Linked DNA regions of Homo sapiens: region 1 is linked to region 2. A link is a loop called in an ENCODE intact Hi-C map of the cell type or tissue named here. Cell type or tissue: Calu3. All regions are shown on one strand. Each heading gives the region's core, and the rest is flanking DNA. Links, peaks and the distances in the headings are about the cores only.

Region 1 (5,393 bases), core at 142-5,141, 770 kb after region 2:
GCTATTTAGAGTGTAGTGAGAAGTTTCCTAAAGAGAAGGTGCTAGCCCACAATCTGAGAACTTGAATGAGTTGCTAGAAGATGCTCGACCTCAGATTTCCATAGGTTCTGTCTTCATTGGCATTGAGGAAGAATCCTGAAAGGTGCTTAGTTACCAACTATGGTGCATAAATGGTTTATGCTGCCTTAATAAGATTACAAGGAAGGGATCTTCAGTGGTAGATTGCATGATCATTTCCTCTCCATCCTGTAAGAGGATGATATATCCTCAACCACAGCTGTGTCTCTTGCAGTATCCCTGCCCTAAAAGGAGTATACATCCTGTAAAGGAAAATTTTAAATCTCAGGACCTCCCAAACTTCTTATGCAAAAGGATGCTTAAACCCAGAGGAAGCTGAGTCATTGCAACACCCTCTTCCAAAGAAATAGCTGTTACTAACGCTGTGCATCAGCAAGATCCTCATGAAAAGGTAAAAGCCTCAGACATCTGCAAAGGGCTGCCCCCACAGATCATTCACAAGTAAATAAATTGCTGGCCTCCCATAAACAAGGACATGCCAACTGTAACTTTAGGTCTACGATCTAAGTCTAGCTCCTAAAACCCACATTGATAATGTTCATCACAAGCTTATTTTCCCAAGTGCAGAACAAATTCAAGACTCATTTCTTCAACCTACCCAGAGATGTCTGCATAGTTGACTCTTTTTACTTCCTTTTTTCTCTTCAGAAATTTACCTTATCTCATGGAAAATGTAGATTTACTGGGCACTGACCAAAGTCTCACAGGAATGTAACTATTCACCTTACTGCCCACCTGCCCCTCTTCCTACATGCCTTCCACACCTTTAAGGAAATGTATAAATACTAAACTTCCTGACAACCTCTTTGGAAAAATAGCCACAGTTATGTCTGTGGCACTTATTTTCCTCAGATGCATTCTAAAGCTGGCTTAGTAAACCTCCATAATTGAGACCTGTGTCAGTCACTCATTTTGGTTATCAATCCCCACTGCGTTGATGTTGGATTTGGCCTTGAGATGTGCTTTCACCAGAAGAATGTGAGGAACTTGACATACACATCAGAGCAAAAGTATTAGGAGGCATCACTTGTTTCTGCCAACCCTCTTGTTCTTCTGTCCTCTACCATAAAAACTGCATGTCCCAAATTGGGTCTGCTCCTTGAGCCTGTGTCCTGCCATGCAGCAATGAGGAATTGCAGAGCAGAGCCACAGCAGTTGACTCACAGTCCCAACACATAATGTAAGCCAGAAATACACTGTTATTCTAAGTCACCAAGACAGTGTGGTTATTTGTTACTGCAGCAAATCTGCATAACATATCTTCTAAGACAGCTCTTTAGATTTCATTGCCAGCCAAACAGAAAAATAACAAGCAAAACAAAACAAACAAAAACCTCAGGGTGGGATAGCTATATATGCCTATGGCTGAGCTTTCATACATGTGTCAATTCCTATGATTTTTTTAATGGTTGTCTGGAGCGCTATGACAAGAATGTTTGTGTAGTCATTTCTAATCTCAACAGGGAAAATTGGCATAATCAATTATTAATGTCTGCCACGAGCATGAAATTGAGAGGTGGTGACACAGATGACACGTTTGCTGGTCTAAAGCCGACTTCTCCCACCCTTGTAGCCTTTCAAAGAAAGAAATATTGTGTTTTCCCCTGTATCCATCATCTTTCCTGGTTCCTTCTAAAGATTCATTCCCTCTCACAGGACTCTCACACCTCTGGTTGCAGCAGCAGAGAGTGTGATGGCAAATGAGGCTGGACTTTTTCTACCACTGATAATAAAGGATCAGCATAAATACTTATTTTTTCTCCTTGGATGACCTGTCCATGTGCTTCCCCATCTGATCATTCCTTCCTGTGCTTCTGGAAAGAAGTGGTCAGTGTTACTGATCCTCTAACCAGTCTTACACAAAATACATACAGCTCTTCACATGGCTGAAATGAGTATGGGTATTTTCACAGAACCCCAACCCTCCAATCCTACTAGCTTACTCGAGGTTAGGCTGGAACGGGGCATATTTCATGTGGTAATCAGGCACCTGGCATATGCCACATTCCTTCTCACAAAGACCTACCCTCCAACAACCTCTCTTACATTGCTAGAGCGCCACCTAGAGTTCACTGTAACAAGTTTGGTTCCCCAAGCCTCCCTATTAGCTTGCTATGAAAAGGGCCACATTACAGAAGAGAAAGAGGACAGAAGAGAAGCAATTTTTGCTATACATTTCTATGTGCTAGGGTGCTATTCTAGGAGGCTAAATGCTTCACTTATCCATATAAGGTAATTGTTATCCCCATTTCACAGATGACAGTAGTTTGCTCAACAAATAGAGCCAAGATTCAAAACCAGGACTTGCTGACATCAATGCGGATGTTTCTTCCATTATTCAACACTTCTAGCTCTTAATTTCATTCAGCACTCCTCGATTTCAGGACGTTCTATGACTCCCCCACAGAATATGTCAACCTCAGTGGAGAAAATTTGTCTATGTAAAACCTAAATGCATTTATTTACACATTTCCTATTGCTACTTTTCCATGCCTTTTTCTCCTATGCCAGATATGTACTAAGCATCTGTTGAATAAATAAATGACTAAATGAATGAAATGTTTTTTTCTTGACTTTTTTCAAACCCTTTTCAAAATTCACATACCCAGAATAGCTACACCCACATCTGACTACTCTGTTACTTTATATTCCCACCTTGTGAAAGGTCTCCCCTGTTATGTCCCCACTATCCTATAAATGAACCTCATATTACCACAATCCATACATTTCTAAGAATGAAGTGATTAAAATTACTTAGGACACTTCATATGCAAATGAAAGCCTACACAAAACTACTTTCCTTCAATAAAGAAGTCACGTAATTATCTGAATCATCAATTATCTAAATCATCACTTATTTACCTGCTTTATTGAGCTAATTTCCTAATACTAGTTTATATTAAATAATGTGTGGGTATCTATCTGTCTCTATCTATCTATCTATCTATCTGTCTATCTATCTATCTAACACACACACATTAATGTGAATTTTTCAGTGACATACAGTTAAACATCTGAAGCATTTTTTCTGGGACTATGTGCACTGTCTCAGTAAGAGTATGAGCTCTACGAGGGCAAGTACTAATTTTAAAATTGTGCTATAATCTTCTAATCCGAACTGTAATTTCTTCAGCTATCTCATTAAATGTTTATGACTGACCAATGATTCCTCCTCTTGTCTAGCTATTCTCTAGCAATTCCTTTGAAAGAAATACTAATGAGCAATTAAATGTTAAAAAGGGGCAAAAGAATGAGGAGTGGATTTTCCCAGAAGGTAATTATGAGTGCCTACCATGTTCCAGGAATCACTTGGAGTGATGAGAGGACATAGTCTCTGGTCTCAAGGATATTGTCTCCTGGGATAAACAGACAATTACAGCACAGTATTCTGGGTCAGCAGAGGCCCAGAGGTATCCTACACTTAGACAAAAGGCAAAAATGACTGACTGCTGAGGTCTCTAATTACTGAGATTCCTCCTGAAGTGATGGTAAATGCTATAATGCAATTATAATAAATATAATGCAATTACAATAAATGTCTGTTGAATTGAATTAAATCAAATTGATGCCTCGCTCTCCAGAAGCTCAAATATACACCATGAAAAATGGAAATGCCATTATTTAAAAAGAAATTCAAGGCCTCCTAGTAAGTTATCCATGGAGATATTTCAGAAGATTTTTAACCCATAAGAGTCCTTAAGAAATTCTATAAGCTTCTGCCCTACTCAAGTGGCCCTCTCATCTGATGAATGGACCCTTATAGAAGCTTCTTTAGAATATTCTCAGACATTTGAGGTAAGGTCCTGGCAAAATGAGAATGGTTTTTCTGCCACTGAATAACTTAAGGATGATAATGACAACTAAATGTGATTGATAGCAGCCACAATTTGTGCTAAATTATTTCATATAAAAATATGGCCCCCAGCAAAGCATATCGTTGAATGCTGTTTTCTCAGAATTTGGTACATCTTTTGCCTCTTTTCTCCCTCCTAAATAAGTTCTTTGACAACAAGGTTGCGTCTTTCTTGTTGATAATAGGATGAATGAGCATATGATAATTGAATGCATGAAAATGAATTTAATAGATGGTTCCTCATAATGGTCTGACGTTTTATGGCATTTATAAATGGGTACATCTCACTGGCACTCTCTACATTGAGCAAATGTATTTTCTTTTTAATTTTCACTTTCTGCTTTATTGCTTTCTTTTTTTCATCAGACAGGGAAAGCATGCTTTTATAGAAGTATTAGAAAATAAAAATAAGCAAAGTTTTTAAAACCAAAGATTTCACCACCTAGCATTAACCAATATTAACATTTTGTTTCTGTCTTTTCCAAGGTTTTCCTATACAAATATACACTTTTTAAACAAAAATATTTTTTTCTGATATATACAATATTTTGTAATTTACATATTTATAAATAGTAAATAAACATACTTTATAAGTATCCATGTGCATCCTCATCTTTAGTAGTTACAAAATAATCCATTGTGTATATCTCAACATTTATTGAAACTATACTTATTATCAGGCAGCTGGGTTGTTTCCACATTTTTGCTATTTTAAACAACATTATAATAAATGTCTTTCTACGTACAACTTCTTGTATTTATTTGAGGGTTTCTTTAAAAACCGGTAGAATTGCTGGGCCAAAGGGCAAATCCCATTTTAAAGGCTCCTGTTGCTTATGACTGAATTTCATACTATAACTGCTTTATACCACCACTGTGTCAATCCTAGGTGTTATGATCTTATAAGCTTAGATGACATATAAAAAAATTAACATGTTTGTTTCCTACATTTAGTGAATATTATAGTGATTCCATAAACCTTGTTTATGTGTATAAAAGCAGAATGTGTAATGATTTCGAAGCTGGTTTCTCAAGCCAGATTATTTGATCTCCTATGCTGGCTCAGCTGTTCACTAGCTCTATGACTCAAACAGGTTAAAGAGCTTCCTTGGGTGGGCTTCAGCGTCCTCATCTGGAATATGATATAATTAAAGTATCAATCTCTTAGGGTTGTTCTCAGAATTAAGTGATTTGACCCATAAAGTGGACACAGAACAGTACCTGGCACAGGTAAGCATTCAATAAATGCTACTTGTTCTCTTGTTTCTAGGAACACAACTAAATTAATTTTTCAGCCTTTCTTGCAATTAGATACATCTATGAGACTAGACTGTAAGATAAATTGATGTGTGTCATTTACTGGTCTGGCTCATAAATACCTTGAAGACACGATTCTCATTCATTTCCTTGTCAACCAGCAGAATAGAGATCACCCAAAGGACCTAGAGCAGGTGGAATCACA
Region 2 (5,393 bases), core at 92-5,091:
TCCAAGTAGTTTATGACTCATAAATGTTTTAAGATAGTTCTTTTCCACCTGCGTTTCTCATAAAATTCACAGGGTTCTGTAGCTCTTGAACAATTGCTCCAAATTTAACTTTTTTGTTTTTTTTTTTTTTTGCCAGGAGGATTAATAGAAGTTTAAGTTTGCATTTGCCAATAAACTATAGATTGTTGTAGACCGGTTGCTCTTGTCACCCAGGCTGGAGTGCAATGGCGCAATCTCTGGTCACTTCAACCTCCGCCTCCCGGGTTCAAGTGATTCTCCAGTCTCAGCCTCCCAAGTAGCTGGGATTACAGGCGTCTGCCACCATGCCTGGCTAATTTTTGTATTTTTAGTAGAGACGGGATTTCACCATATTGGTCAGGCTGGTCTCGAACTCCTGACCTCAGGTGATCCTCCTGCCTTGGCCTGCCAAAGTGCTGGGATTCAGGTGTGAGCCAGCCTACCCGGCCATATGTTTTTTCTCTGTTGGAGGAGATATCACATACTGATTGGTTGTTGAGTATTCATTAAGTAATATTAGCAAATATTATATCTTAGTTCACTAGCTAGGGTTTTTTTTTTTTTTTTCATGAGCTAATTAAGTGCACACTTCACACACTGGTGATTGCTACCAAGGCAGCCCTGGTAGAACTAAATAATGGTGGAAGGATACAAGATGTCCCACACATCAGGAAGAGCACCACTGACACTGTGTCCTTCATGTAGTCATTTTCAATTATTTCCAATGGGCAGAGGGAAAGGAGGTTAAATTTTATATATAAATATAATGATAAAAGACCTCAGAAAGCCTGGATTTTTAAGTTGTTCAAATAGCTGGTTACTTTTAGAAGTTATTGAAGGGCTGGAATCACTGGGGCAGTCATGTTTAATGTCAGTATTTAAACTCTTTCACTCTGTTAATACTTTTAAATATCCCTCATAGAAAATTTTCATGTTTGAATATTGTGTCCACTAAATAAAAACCAGATGCTTTGTATTTAAAAATATCTGAGTTTTAATTCTCACCACTTGTCAACTTTATAACTTTGGATCAAATAATTAACCACTTTTAGCTACAGTTTCTTCTTCCATGAAAAGAAAAGAATAGCATCCTAATTGACTAATGAGATTATTACAAATTCACCATTCACTAATAGGATTATTGTGAAGATAAAATTATGTAAAGTGCTGAGCACAATAACAAGACATAGGGAGTTCTCAATAAATAGTATCTATTATTAGAATTTCAGCAAGTTTCTGGTTTGGAAGAGTTAACCGTTACTATATATATTATATATATTATATATAATATATATAACACTATATATATTATATATATTATATATAATATATATAACACTATATATTATATATAATATATATAACACTATATGTATTATATATAATATATATAGTGTTATATATATTATATATAATATATATAACACTATATATATTACATATACGTAAAACACTTTAAAAGTTCTTGATAGGCCTGTAGATTTTGCCATTTTTCTCTCTGGGTCAGTATGTTTTTGTCATATGTATATTAACTGTCTAGCAATATGCCTAAATATTTTCCATTCTAATGTCTTTTGCATGTCAGAATTTTCAATCCATTTTTCTTTTTGGGTGGAAGGTTTACTCTGTCACACACACATTCACACACTCTAACTAAACTTTGCTGTCTGTACACAGCAGGCTTCCTCCCCCATTCATTTATCATACAGATATTCAATGAGCATCTGCTACTGTATGCCCTGGCATGCTGATCTGTGTGTGCCCTGGAGCACACTCTAGAATTCAGAAGGAAACAAGCACATCCCTTGCAGTCTAGTGTGGAAAGCAGACATTAAGCCAATAAACCTAGAAACCCACCCGTGTTTACACATTATGGTGCCGTGAAAGCAACGGGCAGGAGGAGGTTGGGACTAGCCTGAAAGTAGAAAGATGCGTGGCTGGCAAAGGGAAGATCACACACAAAACATTGAGGTATAGAAAAGGGCTGGCAGGGCAGGAGCTGAAGTGAGGTGATTTTTTGTTTGTTTGTTTTAATTTTCATTTCCTAGCTTGTGCAGTAGAGCACACATTCCTGCAGGTCAAGAGTGTCTTTCATGTCTTTTGCATCCCTCGCAGGGAGTGTCCTGGTTATTAAGGTGTTGTCTCTCAGCTCCAAACACACCCCTTTATACTCTATTTGTGATGCCAGGACTGGGATTTGGGTTAACCACACAGGCTAACTACACTTTTCCTTTGCCCAGCTGGCTTTCTGTTAGGCTCTGTCAATAGAGGGTGCTAGAGGGAGACACTAAAACATGGGAAGAATTCCTTGCTTGCCCCTTGCTCCTATCAGCGGCAGCCCAGCTTTTGTTTACTCCAAAAGCAGTTGGTTTCAGCTTCCCTTTTTTCCCCTCTATAATCCCCTGAGCCAGGCTGCTTCAGAAACATCAGCACCAGCAGGCCACATGCCCTCCTCAGATGTCTGGGTCCAACCTCCACACAATGCCTCCTCTAAGCTTTTAGGTTCTAATAACTGCATTTTCTTTTACTTGTCTCCTCAGACTTAAGGATGGTAGCCACCTCCTGCAGCCACTATCTTTGTCTCTTCACTGTTACCTGTTTGCATTTTCACTTCTCCCATGTCTGTCTAACCAATACTTACGTTAAATTCTTCCCGTTCAGGTAACTGGTGAGGTGCCTGTGTTCCTGACTGACTCTGATGGATGCGTGGCTAGTTTAACTGTCTGTTCTTGCCCGTACTAACCATCTCTCAATAGAAGCCCCCACTGGGCCCCTCCAAGACCAACTGCTCATGAGTAAAAACGGTCAACTGCAAGCAAGAAATGATGATTGTCAAGCTTGAAGACAAACTTTTTTCAGAAGCTCTCATAGCCTGCCTATTCCCAATCTCCACTATGCAATATCGTTTTCAAGGTTAGCAGAATTATAAAAACATCAATTTGGCCATTATTGACTTTTCAACTGGGATACCAAGAAAGCCTTTCAGCAGCCTCGATAAATTAAATCTGGCCACCTAGCTCCCAGACTGGCAGGCTCCTACATCATTGACAGAGAAGACAGGGGAAAGCAGTTTTCCCAGCTGTTGCAGTAAATGATGTGCATTGTGCTCACAACCATTAGCAGGCGGAAAATTTGAAGTGTGGGTACATTGCAGAGCTTTTAAAAATGCATAAGCACTTTGTGAGTTTGCTAAGTCATGTTTCACTCAGCTCGGTTTGAATTTTTCATAGAGGAGAAATATTCTGTAGTCTTTTCTGTTTAAGTTCTTCTTTATCAGTAAGAACTGCCACAGTGAGGTCTATAGTGGAAGGGGGCCAAGTCTAATCATACAATTTGCTTGATTAGTCCTCAGTTTTTCTAAGTTGTAAAATGCTTGAAGATTTAGGGCTTTAAGGACTTAATATAACTTAGTTTCCTGCCTCTCCCTGTTTAATCCAAAATGCAAATTCTTTCCCGTTCTGGATTTAAGTTTATTTGATGTGTTTTCAAGTCAATCTTTATCCTGAAGGGCTTATCCATTTGTGAAATTTTAAGCACTGCACTATAAAGACTCCTTTTTTTCCAAAAACATCCTCTGTTCACACACCATGTCCCAGACACAGTATGCGCTTGTGGTCACTCACTCACCATTCCTGTGCTGAGGCAGACATTACTAACTACTGAATACACATTTTCCTGAGGCATCCAGCTGTAACATCGGTGTCATTACTAATGTGATATTCCAGCTAGATCTAAGTATTAGCTGTGTAGTGTATTGATGGAAACATTATAATTATATAGCAAGCCCCTGATTTGTTTCCCTTATATGGAATAGCGTCAGCATTGTAGTAAAACAAAGATGTGTAATTGAATGGAATACTTAGTGTGCCGCAAATTATGAAACATCCTTTACATTAGCTATCTCATTTAATTTTCTTCAAAGCCCTGTGAAGAGAATGCTGTTAACAGCCTTATTCTTCAGATGAGTAAACTGAGGCTCAGAGAGTTGAAGTAATTTATGTAAGGTCTCATAGGTGACAAATTGTGAAGTCTGACTCTGGCGCCTGAGACCTGCACTGCCATGTTATCAACTTGATACAATTCAACATATGTGTTCAGCTCATTCACTGATTATTCATCAAACATTTATCAAGCCACTGTTATGCAGCAGGCACCAAAAATCATATAATATTCAACAAATTCAGCAATGACTTATTAAAAAACAAGGTAGAGCTATTAGGCTCTCTGACCAGCAACTAGATAATAACTCCCCAAACAGGCAATAGATTTCCTGCTTTTTTAATATCAATAAATCAGACTTTTCTTGGAATGAAATGGTTTTCTTCCCACATCTGGCTAATCAATTGTAACCTATTTTCTCCCCAAATGGAGAGAATTATTCCAGCCAGTATTGAAACTTCAGCAAATTGGAAGCAAAATACATTGCAACTTGAAGTACTAAGGTATTTATGAGATCGTTATTTGGTATAATTGGGGGGATTCTAGAATACTTTGTGTTACAGAACTGACCTTTCATAGATCTTTCCACACTTCCCAAGACTTGTAAGCATATCACAGTGGGACTGCAAGGTCAAAGGGGTCTGGAGCTTACATGTGTCATTTCTGTGTTCTGATTTAAAACCTCTTTGCTTGTAATTAGGTTCTTGGGAAGAGGGTAGTCAGGCAGACAGTGCTCCTAGAAAAGATATGGGGTGGTTATCTTCTCACATTTGATTATTTTTCAAACTTCACAACAACCCTTCATGTAGGACTACAGTTGGGCTGTAGTACTATTAATCCTATAATATTGGATCAGCTGGATGGGGCCCTTCTGATCCTATCTTTCTTTTTTGGTTTAATATAATACATAGACTTCAGAAGCCATCTCATAAATTATCTTGCCAAAATAAATGGCAAGTAAAACAGTCAAATGTTCTCATAAAATCTGGAAACATGGTAGTATGACAACCTCCACTAGAATTAAGTTGTTCAATTCCCCTTTGATAGTGATAGTGCCCAGAATAAGTGGAAAGCAATACTTCTGTTTGGTAGCAGGAGGATCCCAGATGACATTTAAATACATGATCATCCCAGCAGTTCAGGGAGGAAATAACTGCACCATTGCCAGGTTCCTGGCTTGGCACATAGTGAGGGCTTCATGCAACTTTCCACATGAATATACAGAAATTTTTCACATGATGGTGTTTGTGTTGTTAAAATAACTTTTGGAAGACTGAGTGCAGTGGCTCACACCTATAATCCCAGCACTTTGGGAGGCCAAGGCGGGCAGATCACTTGAGGTCAGGAGTTCAAGACAAGCCTGGCTATGGTGAAACCGCCTCTCTACTGAACATACCAAAAAATTAGCCGGACGTGGTGGCAGGTATCTGTAGTCC

The links. A loop is a pair of places that touch in the nucleus more often than their neighbours do. Peaks named below come from ENCODE experiments on the same cell type or tissue, not always from the same donor. Only the 100,000 strongest peaks of a DNase experiment are listed, where the experiment ranks them.
Region 1: a loop joins it to region 2, with 7 times the contacts of the local background. A loop is called at or near these places in 10 of 110 quality-filtered maps.

Annotation. Positions count from the first base shown.
Region 1 is chr5:145,235,959-145,241,351 of GRCh38, forward strand. It overlaps a transcript of PRELID2 not described here. Among named protein-coding and RNA genes, the nearest start is that of PRELID2, 600 kb to the right of the region's middle. In Calu3, for the core only: CTCF peaks have their summits at 2,153 (motif pointing left) and 2,365; a DNase peak (open chromatin) is centred at 2,123.
Region 2 is chr5:144,465,671-144,471,063 of GRCh38, forward strand. The region is part of intron 3 of KCTD16 (potassium channel tetramerization domain containing 16); the gene reads left to right. Among named protein-coding and RNA genes, the nearest start is that of KCTD16, 300 kb to the left of the region's middle. In Calu3, for the core only: no CTCF peak of the experiment used is centred there; a DNase peak (open chromatin) is centred at 2,291.